3 separate regions of the Mus musculus genome follow, and all the other regions are linked to region 1. Evidence: chromatin loops called from intact Hi-C (ENCODE). Cell type or tissue: left cerebral cortex. All regions are shown on one strand. Links, peaks and the distances in the headings refer to the core of each region. The heading gives the core; the rest is flanking DNA. Region 1 has its middle 43 kb from the start of Gm35189. Region 2 overlaps Gm35041 (a long non-coding RNA gene). Region 3 has its middle 190 kb from the start of Gm24070.

The links. Hi-C counts contacts between places; a loop is a spot of excess contacts. Peaks named below come from ENCODE experiments on the same cell type or tissue, not always from the same donor. Only the 100,000 strongest peaks of a DNase experiment are listed, where the experiment ranks them.
Region 2: a loop joins it to region 1, with 2.6 times the contacts of the local background. A loop is called at or near these places in 2 of 42 quality-filtered maps.
Region 3: it touches region 1 in a loop (4-fold over the local background); 2 of 42 quality-filtered maps call a loop at or near these places.

What each region holds. Positions count from the first base shown.
Region 1 is chr12:77,095,490-77,101,643 of GRCm38, forward strand. No RefSeq gene overlaps it. Among named protein-coding and RNA genes, the nearest start is that of Gm35189, 43 kb to the left of the region's middle. In left cerebral cortex, for the core only: no CTCF peak of the experiment used is centred there; a DNase peak (open chromatin) is centred at 3,506.
Region 2 is chr12:77,017,289-77,023,442 of GRCm38, forward strand. Gm35041 (a long non-coding RNA gene) reads left to right here. Exons shown (of 3, transcript XR_381701.1): 2 at 3,747-3,865; 3 at 4,451-4,752. Among named protein-coding and RNA genes, the nearest start is that of Gm35189, 35 kb to the right of the region's middle. In left cerebral cortex, for the core only: a CTCF peak has its summit at 3,069; DNase peaks (open chromatin) are centred at 2,966 and 4,809; H3K4me3 peaks cover 197 bases; H3K27ac peaks cover 264 bases.
Region 3 is chr12:77,997,185-78,003,338 of GRCm38, forward strand. No RefSeq gene overlaps it. Among named protein-coding and RNA genes, the nearest start is that of Gm24070, 190 kb to the left of the region's middle. In left cerebral cortex, for the core only: a CTCF peak has its summit at 1,583 (motif pointing right); DNase peaks (open chromatin) are centred at 956, 3,428 and 4,825.

The sequences.
Region 1 (6,154 bases), core at 564-5,563:
AAGTTCCATTTATCTTTAAGCAGCTTCTGCTTCCTGTCTCAAAAGAATTCCTGGGGTGGAGTGGGGTGTGACTAGAAGCATCTCCAGATGGAGAGAGGAGACAATGGAAAAATACAGAAAAAAATATAAAATATTGTTTTGTCACATGTAATTTAGACATTACTTAGGAGAGCTCAGCCTCATAAGAGAGCTAGCTCTGTGCTCTGTGGCACCCAGCCAACCAGTCATTGGATCATGTGACGAAGAGAGAGAAGGTGTCATTCCAAAGAACCTTCCAGAAGCCTACAAGGTTGCTCAAAGTCTTGTGACATAGCTGACTCCTATCTTAAGTCCTAAGGTGTTATTAAAATATTTCTCTTTTTTCATAAGCATTGTCTTGGTTGTCTTTTGTGGTCATGTGGTTGCTGTCAATACTTCACTAGTACTGGGAATGATGGTCTGAGATCACTTCGGTGAGAGGTCTTTGGTTGTTCTGAGGGAGGCCCTGCTTGTCACACAGGGCTGGAACGGCCCCTGTCTTCTCCTCCTTTGTGGGTCTTTTTTCTTACAGCTGCAGCCTGTGAAGACATGGCTGGATGACACTGGGTCTTCTGGCCTTTCCGCTCAGGGAAATCAGTGCAGCAGATGTGCGCAGTTTGGATTTCTACAGTTTCCCACCCAGAACTAAAAGGACCTTTGGGATGGGTAGAGCTGACTCCCAACCTACAGATAGAGCTAGGCTCCGAGGAGCCAAGGAAATTGGCTAATGTCACATGTGTGGACACAGTCAGGTACACTTTTTTTTTAAAGATTTATTTATTTATTTATTTATTTATTTATTTATTTATTATAAGTACACTGTAGCTGTCCTCAGACACTCCAGAAGAGGGAGTCAGATCTCGTTACGGATGGTTGTGAGCCACCATGTGGTTGCTGGGATTTGAACTCCTGACCTTCGGAAGAGCAGTCGGGTGCTCTTACCCACTGAGCCATCTCACCAGCCCCCAGGTACACTTTTTACTCTCACCCTTCCTTTAACACCCCTAATCCTCTTGTCTTTCCCTTAATTCTTAGCATTTTTCTGGGTCCTTGGGGATGATTTACCTGCCATTATCTTACTGCTGCCTCTGAGGCCAGCATTCTGGGCCCATCCTGCTGACTCCTGCTCTTTCCAGCCTATTGGGCTGTGAGATTATTAACCCAAGGACAACGAATGCTTGTAGAACTCATGGGACATTGGCCTGGGTTTTGCTCACATCCATCATCTCTAGAGCATTTTTGAAGGGGATTGGGAATGTGGGGCTTTCAGAAGGCAGTCTTATTTATTAGTTTATAGTACAGGAACACACACACACACACACACACACACACACACGCACACACGCACACACGTACACACACACACACATACAGTCTCCTATATTAGGCCCCTTTGCAGCTGGAAAGTGGAAACACACTCTACCTACTGTAGGTATGTTCTGGACATGTTCATGTATGACATTCTGATCTGAAGTCAAATCACACAGCAAACAATTCTGAGGTCTTTTGTTTCCCATCATTTTGATTAGCTTAATTAATAACTAGTGGTAATATTCTAAAGTTGTTTTAATATCTTCAACCATGCTGAGGGGTGGAATATAGCTGTAACTCCAGCTTTCAGGATGCAGAGGTAGGCAGGAGAATTCCCAGTTCAAGGCCAACCTGGCCAATATAACAAACCCCTGTCTCAAATAACTAAAATCCTCAGCCGTGTTCCAGGTCACTATCCATGTACAGCATTCTACAACTCACATGATGAGCTCTGGAGGTGCTAGATGGGTTTACAGTTGGATGAAAGATAAAACCTGGAGCCACTAGGTTTGCAGAGGGGAATTTGAGTCATGTCGTTTAACTGTATTGGGTTTATGATAAAATTCCTAGAAAACTGCAGGTTTATAGCTGGAGAGAAAAAAGGCCTTAACCGAGGTTCCTTCCTCGGGTGACTCTAACTTGTGTCAAGTTGGCACACAAAACCAGCTAGCACAACGACTAAATTTAAAAAAAGAATCTTAAATTTTCATACAATGTATTTTGATCACATTCTTTCCCCTCCCCCAACTCCTTCCAGAACTTCTCACCTCCCTACCCACATAACTTCATGTTCTCTCTCTTACTCGCAAAAACTCCCCCCTTCAAAAATCCTAAACCCAAAATCAAAACAAGATACAACCCCCCCCCAAGACAAAACTAACAAAACAAATAGTGCACAAAAATCCATGGGGTCCGTTGATGTTGGCTAACTACTCCTGGACTTGGACCTGCCGTGGAGTGTGTTTGGTACCCAGAGCTACCTACCCTATTGGAGAAAACTGATTTTCCCTTTCTTAGCAGGTATCGATTGCAAATAATTTCTAAGTTAGGGATGGGGCTTTGTGTCCATTCCTCTTCTCAGAGCTGGGCTTTTGCCTGGTATGATCCTGTGAGAGTCTAGCGTATGCTCATGGCCACTGTGAATTCACATGTGGAACAGTCCTCTTGTGTCTGGAAGCCACTGACTGCTTGGAGTTATCTACCTCTATCACCTTTGGCTCATACAATCTTTCCACTTCCTCTTTTGCATAGATCCTTTAGCCTTGAGGGGAGGGCTTTGATGAAGACATCCCATCTAAGAGTGCTCCAAAGTCTCCTAGTCTCTGCATGTTGTCCCATTAGCTTCTCTAAAGGAGGCTGATCAACACTATGATCCAAGTCCCAGCCCCAGAAGGCTGAATTTTTAATGAACACCACAGGTGATCTTACACAGGCAGCCTACATACCGATGTCCTGGCTTGGAAGCCATTTGGCTGTGTAAATCTGGACAGAGCTCTTGCTTTGCCTAAACTGAGGACCAGAGTACTCTGTAGGGCAGTTGTAAAGATTGAATGTAAAGTACTTGGTGTGGTATCTTACATATGGTGAGTCCACAAGTGGTTGCTGCTGTTGCTATTATGATTATTTTATTTATGTCACCCACAAGCAGGATTTGTGTTGCCACCATTTGCTTCCATTCTCTGCCTAACCCGAAAGATCTGTCAGTCTTTCTCCTAAACTATCTAATTCCCAATCCAATCCACGACATTTATAACATTTACTCCTTACCATGGAGTCCCCACCTGATACAGGATTCACATACCCCTGACCTCTTAGACACCTCTTGTGCATTGCTTGGACCAATCCTGGTTGTCAAAGTGTTGAGAGTGTTGTCTTTGGGTGGGCAAATGGTAGACGGTCACTTCTTTTGAGTTCATTTCCTTACTGCCTGCATTTTCTGATTTGTTTTGCCATAGCATGCATTGCATTTGAACCAAGAAAAGAATTATATTTCAATTTTTAGAAAAATCAAGTTGTTGCCATGTCTAGGAAACTTTCCCTGAAGAGTTCTGCTGAGTTCTGGGTTCTCCTTTTAAACCTTACGCCCCCTCAGCACCTCCACTCCCTCCACTCTGTCGTATTTACTTCGGCTTGAGGTGTCTGTAGATGTTCTTAAAAGGCCGAGAATCCTTGAGTAGGCAGTTGGCAACTTGAGGGAGAGGCTGTATCATTTCTTTTTTAGGAATAGCTTGAGTATTTCTTAGCCAACCTCAGTTTTCTACCTACCCCTGAACTGAATCCAAGTCTGAGAAACTGAGGGTGTTTGGTTAGAGCAAGGCTTGCTTGGACCCAGATGAATTCCACAATTTTTCCAACTTAAAATTCCTGATACTGGCTAGAGCCCAGGCAGCACATCACTTGTCTAGCCAGTATGAGGTCCTTGCTTGGATTGCCAGCACTGCAATAAGCTTCCTGACACTTAACAATCTAGATTCACAGGGCAGCTTTCTGTAAGGACTTCCTGTGTCATAGAACTTGGGCCCACACTTTAGCTTATGCATGAAGTAAGCCAAATCTTTTAGAATCTCCAGATACCCTTTAAGTTTTGTTTTATTTTATTTATTTTATTTGTTTATTTATTCTTGAGATAGAGTCTGACTATGTAGCCATGGCTGTCCTGGAACTCACCATGTAGACCAGGATGAAGTGAATGGGTCTACCCACTATGTTGACCCTAATCCTAACCCTAACCTTGAACTCATAGTGATCAGCCTGCTTCTGCCTTCGAAGTGCTGGGATCAAAGGTCTGAGCCACCACTGCCTGGTCCATACTTTTTCCTCACCGTTTTATTAAGCCCCTCACTGCTCTGAGAGGCCTGATGAAGGCTGAGTTATGACTTATTTGCTCACCTGGTGTTTGGTTAAGCACCAAAGATGACTAAAAACAGGTGTGACTAAGAACCTGGGCTTTCCTGGGTGTGGCGGCACACATCTGTCATCCTATTACTCAGGGAGCTGAGGCAGAAGGATTGTCTCAACCTCTATTTATAGAAGGAAGGACGGAAAGTGAGGAGGCAAAAGAAGGGAAGGTAACGGATTTAAGTCAGGCATGGAGATGTGAAGAGAATAGTGCTGCATGGGTCAGATAAAGGTTTAGAAAACATGGCCCCAGCGTGACTATCTGTAGCAAATGAACTAAGAAACCAACTACCACAAGGAAATCCATGGTTAGTAATAAATATAATGATTACGTAACTTGTTACATAACCATTTCCTTTTTTTTAAAAAAAAAAGATTTATTTATTTTATATATGTGAGTAAACTGTACCTGTCTTCAGACACACCAGAAGAGAGCATTAGATCCCATTACAGATGGTTGTGAGCCATCACACATGGTGATGTGGTTGCTGGGAATTGAACTCAGGTCCTCTGGAAGAGCAGTCAGTGCTCTTATCCACTGAGTCATCTCTCCAGCCCAACCATTTCATGTAAATGCTACTTTTGTGTATTTTTACCTAAATATGTCCTTGAAACCAAAGGCATACACCTTTATCTAGACTAAATAAACTACACCACACTCTCTCCTATTTCTTGCCTCTTTAATTTTCCAGCCCCTGGGAACCTTGGGTCCTTGGCCTCAGAGCCTGGACCTGCCCTAGTATGAGCACTTGTGAAGTGGAGGCTGGTAATTCAAGGGTTCAAGGTCATCCTTGGCTATATAGCAACTTCAAAGCCAGTTTAGGCTATGTGAAACCCCATTTCAAAAACCAGACAGGAACCAAGAGTAAAAGAACTTAGGCCAGATAAGCATTGTTCTAGTTCTGCTTGTAGGTTACAGATGAGAAGTTACTTCTCCTAGCCACACATGGGAATGCCCAGTATATAGGACTGTTATGAGAACTAAGGAAAATATGACAGAAGAAGTGCTCTACTCTTAGTTACTGGCAGCTTTTATTACTACGGGGAACTTTCAGTGCAGCAGAGAGAAGGGACAGTCCTTACCGCTCACTTGAAAAACCCTTTCTGAAAAGGGAGATAGGAAGAGCTGCTCAGAATGTGTGGCTCAGAATGAAAGATAACATTTTCATAGGTGGGAGACAGTGAGGGTATGGATTCTCTAGGAGCCGACTGTGCATGGGAACCATCTGAGACACCTAAGACAACTGCAGAAAGTCTTGAAGGCATCTAGAAGGACAGGTGAGAGATGGAGTCAGGGAGAGGATGTGTGGTGTGGAGGAGTGATGCTGGGTAGGTTACAAACTGGAGGTGGCTGATGGGGCTGTAAGGTAGCAATAGCCTGGAAGCTAAGGGCTCTTGCAGTAGAGGAAATAAGTCCTGCACTAGTATCATTAACGAATACTGTGATCTTGGACAGTAGTCCAGGTATTTTTCAAACACCAGAAAATCAACATCCAAGCTCAAGGCATCAAGTAGCTTGGGTGTTTGGTGAAAACCCATTTTCTTGTTCCTAAATAGAGCTTTCTTGCTGTGTTCTCACAGAATGGGAGCAAGGGGGCTGTGTGGAGTCTCTTACATAGTCACTACCATGACTGAGTTATCCTCCCAAAGTCCCACCCAAATACCAATGTCTTTCAGGTAGGACTTCAGTGTGTGAATTTTGGAAGGGCACAGGCACTTAGAATATGGCAGTCCCTCACCCCAGGAGCCTGTGGGATTTTGTTTGTTTTTTGCTTGTTTGTTTTTTGACTATGTAATATAGCTAGTGATACCTCCTTCTCCTTAGGACTTTCTATGAGGAATTCATTTAATAATGGCATGGATTGCATTTTAAAAGTTCACTAAATACTAGCCAACATTATTGTTGTTGTAATAATAATTACTATAG
Region 2 (6,154 bases), core at 452-5,451, 78 kb before region 1:
CAGTGAACTGTATTAATCATATTCACTAACATTACCATTAATGAGGTTAACGTATAGCAATGCTACCGGTTTTTATATACTGGGATCTGTATCTCTTAGTCCTTAGTGTTAACATTTTCTTCTGGTGGAATTTAAGGTTTTTGCTAGATGACAGAGTCACTGAACTGGTTTGCCTATTTGAATGTCTTTATCTCTTTCCAGAGTACTTCCAGTGCTGCACTGAACAGAAACAGGCGAGCACCTGGCTTCTTAGAGGAAAGACCTTTACATTTTTACCAGGGAAGATAGGGCTGGTATGTGGTCTCAGATCCCTAAGAGGCTGAGGCAGAAAGATTGCAAATTCAAGGTCAGCCTCATCTACAGAGCAAGTTCCAAGCTAACCTGGGAAATCAATGAGGCCTGTCTTAAAGCAAAACACATGAGACTACAGCTTAGAGATGGAGTGCTTGCCTAGCACATGTGACATCGTCTTCAGTTCTCACTGCTGTTAAAAAAGGTTCACCATGTAGGACGTGTGGCACACACATTTAATCCCAACACTCATGAGTCAGAGGAAGACAGATCTTGAGTTCGAGGCCAGCCTGCTCTACAGAGTTAGTCCCAGGACACCTACACAGAGAATTTCCTTCTCTGAGTGATGTGATGTGATATATATATATATATATATATATATATATATATATATATATATACACACAGCTGTGGATTTACCATCCTTAGCCTTTCTGGGTTGAGGCACGTTCCATCCATGTATAATTTGTTGAGCTTTTCTCATGAAAAGAGGCTGACTTTTGTCTAATTATTTCCTCCATCTTTTGTGATGGTAATGGGACCCTTAGTTTCCCTCTGCTAATATGTTATTTATCACAGTGATTTGTTTATTAATGTTGAAGCACCCTTGCATTCAGCTTCACTTGGTCATGGTGAGTAATCCTTTTAATGTGTTATTGAATTTGATTCGGTAGCTGCTCTGTTGAGGATTTCTGCATGTATATCCCAAAAGGATATTGACCTGTAATTTATCTTGTGATACCCTTGTCTGGCTTTGGAATCAAAATAACGCTGGCCTCATTTAAAAAAAAAAGTTGGACATCCTCTCTGTATCAGTTAACTTGTCTTGTGACAAAACATCCAACGGCAGCAAATTAAAAATAGAGGGTCTATTTTAACCCAGAGTGTGAGAGCACAGTCTCTCCGGGAGAGGAAGGTATGGCCCAGCCGTCCCAGGGTGGGAAGCACACACAGCTGGGATCCTTCCCCTTCCCCTCATATCTTGGTAAAACAGGAAGCAGAGAGTAGACAGGAAGTGCGACTAGGTCCTAAAACTTACAAGGCCCACCCCTAGTGGCCCACTTCCTCCCGGGAGGCTTCCCTTCCACAAGGTTCTACAACCTTCCCAAACAGAGCCACTCATTGGGGTACAAGTGGTTAAACACGTGAGCATGTGGGAGATATTTTATGGTTAAATCATGGCTCCTTTTGGAGCATCCTGTAGTCTGTGACTGTCCTCATGGATGCTGACTGCACTAGTAACTGCTGAGTGGCCTTTAGCCTTTGGCATTCTAGATTTTTCCTTACTTTTACCCTCCTAACTAAGGATCATATGTTCTCTAAATCTTCATGAAGGACATAACATTTTCGGGTGCTTCATCTTTTCTACCATTCTTAAGCTGACTTTGACATATTTATAAAAAGATAAAGAGAGGGATATGTTCTATGGATGTGTGGTGAGGTATGGGGGGAAGGGGGTGCCTTGGCGGGCCCTTGCTGAGGCATCCCTTCCCCCTGAGGGACCAGACACATGAGGGTATAGTATAGAGTTTATTCAGGGTATAGGGAAGGCGGTTAAGGGGGTAGTAGAGGCAGAGAGAGAGAGAGAGAGAGAAAGAGGAGGAGGAGGAGGAGGAGGAGGAGGAGGAGGAGGAGGAGGAGGAATAGAGAAGTAGAGGCCAGCACGTGGAGAGAGAGTGGGAAGGGACAAGAGGACAGAGCAGGAGCAAGAAGTCAAGAACAAGAGAGGAGGGGAGTCAGGCACAGGCACACCTGGCTGTTGCCAGGTAACTGTGGGGTGGAGCTTAGACGGAATGCTAACAGGCTCTACTTGGCTGGCCACAGCAGTAGCAAAACTGAGGTATTTCCCAAGGACTCTGGCTACCTACTCCCTGACTTACAAATTTCTTTCTTTCTTTCTTTCTTTCTTTCTTTCTTTCTTTCTTTCTTTCTTTCTTTCTTTCTTTCTTTCTTTCTCTCTCTCTCTCTCTCTCTCTCTCTCTCTCTCTCTCTCTCTCTCTCAAGATTTATTTATTTTATGTCTATGAGTACACTGTAGTTGTCTTCAGACACACCAGAAGAGTGTATCAGATCCCATCACTGATGGTTGTGAGCCACCATGTGGTCGCTGGGAATGGAACTCAGGACCTCTGGAAGAGCAGTCAGTGCTCTTAACCGCTGAGCCATCCACACACACACACACACACACACACACACACACACACACACACACCCCGCGGCTTACTAGTTTCTGATTCACACTGGTGGTCAGCCGGCCAGAGTGGCATTGAGAGGGAACCAGGGAGGCAGCCGGATTATCCCCACCTGGTTTGCCTCACCTACATCCTGTGAAGAGGCAAACCCAGCTCCCTACTGAGCACTTTAGAGAGTGCTCCTCACAGTGTTAAAAATCACCCGTGCCACAGAGCACGCAATTTAAAAACAAAAGATAGAAAGCAGTGGAGTGGCCAGGAAGGGCAGTTTTTTAAAATCAGCAATAAAATGCCAGTTTGAGGCTCACCCCCAGGTCCGGAAGATCACCTGGCCCATTGGCGCTCTGTCAGCAGGAAGTGCAGGAAGTGATGTTCCTTCAGCTGTTAGCTCCCAAAGCTAGTGAGCCAACCACCTTCCTTCAGATTCCCTCCAAGTCTTTATGACTCAGCCCCAGGCCAGTGCCAACTTGCTTATTTTCTTCCTGTGCCTGGTTCTTGGCAGCTTGTAGGAGACTGTGGTGTCTGACAGGGGCAGAGCAGCTGGCCTGCTCTAAGCATTCAGTCCTGGGGCCAGCGTAGCAGCCAGAGAGAGCGCTACTGCTCAGCCTTCACTGTAGTGGGCGACAAAATGATACTGTTGATCAAGCTAGTAGCCCAGTGATGATGGTGCCGAGAGCTAATCTCCACAGAGGCTTCTGTGAAGGGAGGGTGTTGTCTCTCGGCTAAGGTTTTGCCAGTCTTGGAAGACACGTTTAGAATTAGAGAGGAGAAACGGAAACTAACCATGCCACTGGGCGGGAAGAGGACAGCATCATGCTTACTTAAGTCGTTTTGGGTTGATGGAAGAAAATAATCTCTTGTAACAGAGATGGCCTCACTGTTGATAGATTTGCCTCAAGACTGAGCTAAGAACTAGGGTTTGAGAGAGGCTGAGCTGTCATTTCTAGCCCCTTCCTCACCTGCATGACCTCGGTCAAGTCGTTTCTCTGTGCTTCAGTTTTCCTTGCTGGTAAAATGAATGGAGCTGGCCTCAGTACTTTCCCTTTCATAGTACACAGTAGATCTCTGTCTGTCTGTGTGTCTGTTTATCTCTCTCTCTTTCCTTTCTGTAGTCCTTCCCCTACCTCCAAAGTGCTAGGATTAGAGGGATGAACGACCACACTTCGAAGGCTGACTTGGAGATCTTCCTGCCCCAGGCTCCTAAGGGCTGAACTGACAGATACTCACTACCAAGCCTGTTTACATAATAACTTTCTTTTTCAGAGAGCCTCACCCATGCCTGGAAGACAGGTATCAGCTGTCTCTAGCTGACAGATCCTGCGAAGATCACTCAGAAAAGAGCCATTTCCTGGGCTGGTGAGATGGTTGGTTCATCAGGAAAGGTACTCATTGGCAAACCTAATGACCTGAGTGTGATTCCTAGGTCCCACGTGGTGGAAGGAAAAACCCGACTCCTGCAAGTTGTCCTCTGACCTTCATACCTGTGCTGTGCAATGCACTTGTACATCCATGTATACACTCACAAACATACATACATACACACACACACACTGAAAGAAGGAACAGAAAGGTAGAAACTAGGTAGAAGAACCATTTTCTGGTCACAGCAGGTTTCTCTCCTGCGGCTACAGCCCCGTGGCAGCTTTAGGGAGTAGGGATGTCGGGGAGGTGGGGAGAAGCAGCATCCTTGGGCTCAAACACACATTTATTAATCATAAGCTTCCCTACTCATTGTGTTGGTGGTTTGCCGTTTGGTTGTTTTCCATGTGGTCCTAATGCAACCACATCCTGGCATTTCCAGAGCACTGCCCCACAGGAAGAGCTGGCCCTGTCTCACCTGGGCAGCCATGAGATCTCAGTTCCAGCTTCACAATGCTCCACTCTCTCGCCCTCCCGAGCATCCTCCTGCTGCATTCATTTCTCCCCAGCCCCTGGTTTATTCAGCTGTGTTCTTCTCTGCTCCACAGGCGATCTGTCACGGGAGCCCATCACAGCCCGATTGGAGTGCACTTTATCTTTTCCTCTGCCCTGTCTGCTGAGCAAACATGCACATTTGGCATTTCAGCCCTGGAAATTCTCAGACTCTCATTGCTCTTGCCCCAGATGGAAACTTCAGTGTCTTTGCAGAAAAATTCCACATTCTCCTGCAACCTAAACCCAGCTCTTTACTGAATCCTTAGGATATGCTGGGCTGTTGTGTCCTCAAGAGGGTTATGATACTGCGCGTGGAATGAGAGAGATGTATGTGAAACAATTTGAAAACAGGAAAGGCACACAGTGTAGTCATTCTTGCCACCAGATGCTAAAATGTGCAGGGTTAAGATCCCACTCAGCCAGCAGTGAACGCTGACTCACACAGAGTCCTTCTGCGCATCTCGTTTCTACCTCACAACAAGCCTGGAAGTTGGGCTCACTGTCCTTATTTTATACACCAGCAGACTGAGTCACAATTACTCCAATGGCCTAAGGTCTCAGGGATGGTAAGACAAACCAGTTCTGCTCACCCTACTCCACACGATGCATTCAGCATTATTATTCTATTTTGCCATGTTGGGGATTGAACCCAGGGTCCCATGCACTCTATGCTACTAGGCCTAGTCCCCATTTGAAGCTCTTTGTAGGGTCCCTGCTTTTATGAGCTCCATGACAATAGGAGCTGGGTGATTTGCTCCTGGCTGTTTTCCAGAGCCCAGTTCTAGAAACCAGGCTGCACCTTTTGCAAAAGCATCCACTGAAAAAGCGAGACCAATGATATCTTTCTCTAGAGTCAGAATTGGGGAGCCCTTGCCAGGTTCTTGGGAGTGGGGTTCGGGGGTTGTTCAAGCTTGGTCACTCCAGTGGGGGAGGGGAAGGGCTTGGTCATAAAAGAATAGAGAAAGAAAAGGAAGTAAGAAACAAATACCAAACAACAAAGAGACCCCATGTGACAGCCTGAGCTTCGGATAACCCAGCACTACTGCTGTTTATCAATTCTTAAAATCCAGCTCTTGCTAGGTACGTACTACACCCCAACACTCGTGGCAGTGCTGGCCTGTGCTTGTGCACTGAAGTCGGAGTCTCACATGAGAACAAAGGCTGGCTCTACCCTATTTTGCAGCCCCTGAGGTGAGTTGCTCCTTCACAGCCTGTATTCATTAGAGTGAATTGAAATTAAGAAGGGTCCCTTGCTGCTCACCCCACTTCCTTTTTAAATCTGTGTCTCCCTCGCACCCCCGTCCGGGAAGTGGCTCTGATACAAGAGAGACTCAGTGGAGAAGCCCCTTGGTTGCTATAAGCAGAAATGAATGAGATGCCAAGTTTTTTTAAAGCCCTGCGTCTGATCTGTCCTAGATTGTATTCCCATTCTAAAAAAAAGGAAAGACAAGAAGCTGCCTCCTTCTTTGAGGCAGCCTAGAGGTTTTGCTTCAAAGGGGACTGAGGGGAAAATGTTCAATTTTATCAGTCGGTTCTGCAGGGCCCTTCTCTTCAGGACACTGTTTAGTTCACTGAGTGAAGTAGAAAATGAAGACCAGGTGAGCAGCCAGCTGTGTAAAGCTTTAATGGGCCCGGCACCCCTTTGGGAATGAGACAAGGCTCTTGTGGGCCCTCGCTCTCAGCATCTCTTTCAGTTCAGCGGGCTTTGTTTTCGTAATGGGAATTTAACTCCCTCGGGTAGCCTATGAGATGGAGGA
Region 3 (6,154 bases), core at 829-5,828, 900 kb after region 1:
CTGATACGATTTCTACCATCATTAGAATTGTAAATTTTGGAGGTAAATAGTCAATAGTAAAACAATCCCCCAAACAATATCCAAATATATGTTAGGAAATGTGCTATGAAGGGCAGGATGCCATGAAGTACCCCAGATGAAGTAACAGATTGGGCTGAGTTCTGAAGCATGAGTAACAATTAACTAGGCAGAGACAGTTACTTTAACTGGAGCAGGATAGGGATACCTGCTCCATGCAGGTGGATCAGCATTTGGAAGAGAGAAAGAACCACAGGGAATCCCAATAGCAGGGAAGATGGCCAAGAGAGCTGAGCCCCAAGTGTGAGGAGAAGGGCAGTGAGATGAGACTCATGCCAGACCTTGAGGATTGTCTTAATCCACTCACTCAGAGCCTTGTGTTCTCAGCATCCCTCCATGCATGCATCCCACCAGGCTCTGCATTATTTACCCCATACATCTTGAAATCCTTTCTCAACCCTCTTTCCTCCTCAGGAGAACATACAGGCTTTCTTCCTGAGCTTAGTTAGCTTCAGCACCACTGTCCTCAAATTCCTCTTCCTTCATGCTGTCACCTCTGTCTCTTTGACTCTGCTGCCTTTTCATGCAAGAGTCTTGATGCTTTATTCCCCCTTCTTCAAGTTTATCCTCAGATCCTTTCTCTGATGATGTGTAACTACCTCCCAAGGATGGTGCCCATCCAAAGGGAAGACAAAGTCTCTCTGATTTTATCTAACAACATGAAATCCACAATAGTGTTCTGCAGGGATTTATTTGTAGGAGACATTTGTAGCTTGATATTCCTGAAGCTTTTAAAGCCTGTTAGGAAAGCACTTACCATTTTTAGAAAATGAAACTTGTCTAGCTTCCAGTAGGAATACAAACTAGAAACCATCATCACAGTTTCACTCAGCAGACTGGTGAAGTAGGGTGATTTTTACCCCCAGGAAGCTGAAAGTAATGTCTGGAGATATTTTGGGTTTTGCACGAGAATGGAATGGTGACTAAGAAACAGAACCCAAGAGTGCCAACAGCATCTGAAACATCTACAGTGCACAAGATAACCCAAATCATAGAGACATATCCAGCCCCAAATGCTCTTAGTGCAAAGGTTGATAAACCTCTCAAGATGTGGAAATGACAACTCAAGGTCTACACTGTTCATCACTGATTAATGCTATTCAATGACTACCACCTCCACAATGCATTCAAATAATTGCGGCATGTATTTGTAGATATTTTTGTTGATTACAGGTTCATTCTTCTCGTCTCTGTAATTTAAGTATTTAAAGCCTTCAAGGAAATGAACCATCCTCACTATATACTTAGTAACCCAATAAAATCTGGTTTACAATTGGATATGATGTTCTATATTGATAGAGACTATCTAGCAAAAAGTTCTAAATTTCTTACATTATTTTGTATTACTGCAATAGAATATCTAAGGCCTATAGATAAAAGGATTTATTTCTTAAAGCTTTGGAAACTGAGAAGTCCAAGATAAGGGGCTACATCTAATATGGAGTGTTTTTGTTTTGTTTTTAAGATTTATTTATTTATTTTATGTAGGTGGGTATACTGTCATCTTCAGATACACCAGAAGAGGGCACCAGATCCCATTACAGATGGTTGTAAGCCACCATGTGGCTGCTGGGAATTGAACTCAGGACCTCTGGAAGAGCAGCCAGTGCTCTTATCCACTGAGCCATCTCTCCAGCCCATAGGGGGAGTTCTTACTGTGTTGTATCACATGACAAGGCCATAGAAGCATGTAACCTTGGGTTTCTCTTTTTATATCTTGAGGCCCCCACCCTCATAACTTCATCTAGTCCTAATTACTTCCCAAGGCCTCACCTCCAAAAACATGAATCAGGAGATTAAGTTTCTGCCACATAAACTTTTAGGGGAAATTTCTAAACCATAGCAGTCTCCCCTTTGCTGCCAGGGACCCCAAGCTGCTCCATGGAAGGCAAGGTGGAGGTGCTGTATAGTTAAGATAGATTTGAACTTGCAGAAGTGACAACAACCCCAAATCCTAGTTTCTCTAAAGCTTCAAGATTTTCTCACTCAACGTCTTAACTATAGACCAGCAGGTGTTCTGCTCCTCTTTAGTCGCTCAGAGGCCCAGACTGATCAATACTCTGCTGTGTCATGCTGAAGCTTCAGAAGTCATCTCAACAGAGAGGAGACAGTAGAGATGTAGACCTCAGCTCGGAACTATTACAAGTTGTTTCTTCTCAAGGTTTGTAGGCTAAAATATTCATATAGCCATAGCCAGACCAGACCAGATAGAAGACTGAGCAAGCAGACTATTAGCTAAGTTTAATTTTTAGCCCGAGCAGGTAATATCCAGGCAAGTAATTTCTCCAAGTCATCATTTCTCCCATTTTTGAGGCAGCAAAAAGAATAATTATTCCTTATACAGTGGCTGTGATGCATCAAACTAAATGTTTTACAATTCGTGATCTACAGCAGACTTCAGACCTATGGTATAAGTAGGCACAGTTAACAAAAAAATGTTGTTGTGATTACAATGATAGTAATGACTATATTGTTCTTAGTTTACAAAGTATGTGTGACTCCATCCAATCATAAGACAAGGTGGGCTCAACTAGAATCTTCTCCCTGACTTTTCTTCCCACCTGTGTCAATACAATGATTTGTCAAATTTTATTTTGTATCCTTGAGAGTAGTGTTTAATCTTTATTAATTCATCTAAAAATCAATTTTGAATACCATGTTTTAATCAATATATGGGTAGATACGAGACTTAAATAGAAAGATAAATGAGACCATAGCCACCTTCTTCCAAGAGTTCACAGCCTGAGACTGTGGGAATCCAGAAGAACTTAGGAATGGTACCCAGCAGTTTGAGGAATCACACACACACACACACACACACAAAACCTTTGTGAATAAATGTATAAAAGTTAACTGTAGTTTAAATGGATGTTGTCAAGGAAGTAAGTGGTCTGATGAGGAAAAATAGTCCAGCAAAAGGAAGACCATTTGTAAAGATTCAGAATGAATGTGTAATTGTGTAATTTAGTAAGGTCAGAATATTGAACAAAAAGAAGGGCAGGAACTAGGAGTAGAGGCAGTCTTCTATACCATAAAGTATAAGCAGGATAGCAACATGATCAAATCTGCTTTTGAAATAATCTATTAAGTGTGTATATTAATCTGCTAATGCCACTATAACAAAATAACCAAGTACTAAGTAATTTAAACGATAGAAATTTATTTTTCACAGTTCTGTGGCTTTACTTCCAAATTCAAAAAGGTGACAGGGAGTACAGCTACTCTCTCCTTAGACTGTAGGTTGCTTTATCTTCCTTGTCTCCTCACATGGCCATATGGTCTTCCTTCTGTGTACACACCCTTATGGTATCGACTCTACTTCTTATAAGAGCATTAGTCACACTGGAGAGGGCCCCACCCTTATGACTTCATTTAACTGTAGTTATCTCCTTAGTGGGTATCTCTAGACTTAGCTTCGCTGGGTGTGAGAACTTTAGTAGGAAAGGACAATTAAGTCTAACACTGGCCAAGCTTGCTAGCAGGAAACAGAGAGAGGAGAAAGCTGCCACAATCCAGGCAAATCATTCATTGACTTGTAATAATTTAATGGACATAAGGATGAAGAAAAGGGAGGTATCTGAAAAATAAAAAGTCAGTAGGCATAGGTATGTCGCTTAAAACCTAGGTTGGGAATACAAAATGAGAGAGCTATCAGCTTGGATGGAGTTAGCTAAGGACATGAAAATAGATTTGGTCACCCGAGTAAACTCAGTAGAGTGACAAGAAGAGGTGGCCAAAAGCCAAGCCTCAGAAAACACCATTTACAAAGTGGACAGAAAGAGAATGGCCAAAAAAGCACTTGAGAAAAGAGCTTAAAAGCAAACTAAAAACTCAAGATCATTTGAGGTCACAAGAAAGACAGTGAAAGGACCCTGCTCAGTAGGGTCAAATGCCAGCAAATCGTTAATAATGTACATTTTACAATAGGTTAAGGACCCAGAGACTGAATGACCTCTCTGGGGACAGGTGTGGCACAGAAAAGACTGACTCTGTGATGGTGCTGTGTGACAAGGGGACATGAGGGACAGAGGAAACTAAAGTCCTCGTGACTCGGTTGACTGAGGAAGATACATAAAGGAAAAAACGTTGAGGCAGATAAGCAGGTTAAAGATGTGCTTTTGTTCTGGTGAGAAGCTGAAGTACGCCTTTATGCTGAGAGGCACATGCCAGTCAAGAGGTAGATTGCAACTCTATCAGAGTATAGGAGAGTGGTGGCCTAGGAAGCATTGGGAGTCCTGACTACTTAAAGCCCGGTACAGTCTGTCTGATGTAGAGAACTTAGGCTGTGCAAAAGTTAAAGCACACAGGATGCTGAGGTTCCCGCTTCTCCCACCTCTGTCCTAAAATCTTCAAGGCATCTTCTACGTTCTTAGACGGCTTTTCACACATCTTCCGATCTATTAGGGCAAACACATTATTTTTCTGGGTCAGGTTATTGTTACCTAGATATCTGAGATTTATCAAAGTCCCCAGCACCTAACAGTTCAATAAACACTTGACAAATAAGTCAACCTGAGGCAGTGTCTTATCCCGCTTAGTGCATATCTTCCTGTGGAGACCAGAGAATGGACCACGTGGTAGTCAGGTATAAAGAAAAGGCAGGCTCACTTGCACGGAAGCTCTCTAGGAAAGATTCATTATTCATTCCACAAACATTTACTGAGCGTATGGCGCTGCCTTCAGCCACGGAACAGATGGCCCAAGGCAACCGACACACGAAGCCTCCTCCAAGCTGGAGGATTCCCTACTCCCCACAAATGACAAATCAGTAGCTGTTGCATGCATCCATCTGCTGCGATCTGGAGCCCAGATATTCTCTCCGCCTCTCCAGCATGGAGAAGCAGATCACTACCAATTTTCCTTTCTGTCAACAGGAGTTGAGGAATAGAGTGTGCCGAATTGACATAAGCAGCTCCAATTGCCTTCAGAATTTGGCCTGAAGCCCAATTATATTTTTCTAGTTTGTGCCACAGTACATGAAAAGTACAATTTGTCTCATTTCTTTCCCTTACTTTTAAAAATATTCAAAAAAAAAAAAACTTGGCTGAGTGAAACCAACCAAGCATGTTCTTCAGGAATAACTTTGAGCACAATCATAGCTATGTTATTATGATATATACTCTAAGGCAGATTCAGTTGAAAGAATGTGGATATATTATTTTAAAATTATATGCACATGAATAAAGTATACTGCATACAAATAATTTTAAAATATTGTTGCTAGGTTGAGGATAACTCAAGGTTATAAATACATTCATGTGCACAGGCATGATTATGGTCTTACACACACACACATACACACACATACAGAAAGAGAGGGGGGAAGAGAGAAGGAGAGAGAAATTCATTCATTCACCAATGCAATGTTTTGTAAAAGAATTATTTTCTAAGCTTGTTGTTTGAAATTTGGACTATATATTTTCAAGAATAATGTATGCATATAAGTGGCTTGTCAAGGAATCTCAAAAGGCCGACTTCACCAACAGTTCAGACAAACTAGGTAAAATTGGTCCGGTTTCCATGGGCAGGAGATGTAGTGGTTCCTGCCTGAAATTTCAGCACCAGACTGCCTGAGGCAGGAGGAACACCATGGTTTTGAGGATAGCCTGAGTTAATGATGAGTCCAGGACAACTTGGACGAGAGAAAAGACCCTGTCCCTGGCAGGGTCTCATGCTTAGACACAACACCATGTTCTAATTGCATTCACACCTTGCCTATAGCTTAGTACATATGACTAACTATAAACAGACCCACACCCGTGGTTCGTCTTCAAGAGAACCTAGGAGGGAATACACTGGTAAGATACAGATAAAGCGAGTTTAGACCATTCAGTTGTCTTCTTGGAACAGAAAATAGAAAACATTTTTTCAAACTGATTTAATCACTAGCATCTAAAATGAGAAACAGAGTAGATGCCGTGGATGTATGCAGACTTCAGTTTTCCTCTTCTGTGAACACAGCCCAACACCATGTGACTATTTCTGGCCAACAAACCATGAGTACAAATATATCCTTAAGGCTGAGGCAGGCAGGGGAAAGCTACAAGGTGTGAGCACCCAGTCTCTCTGTTTCTTG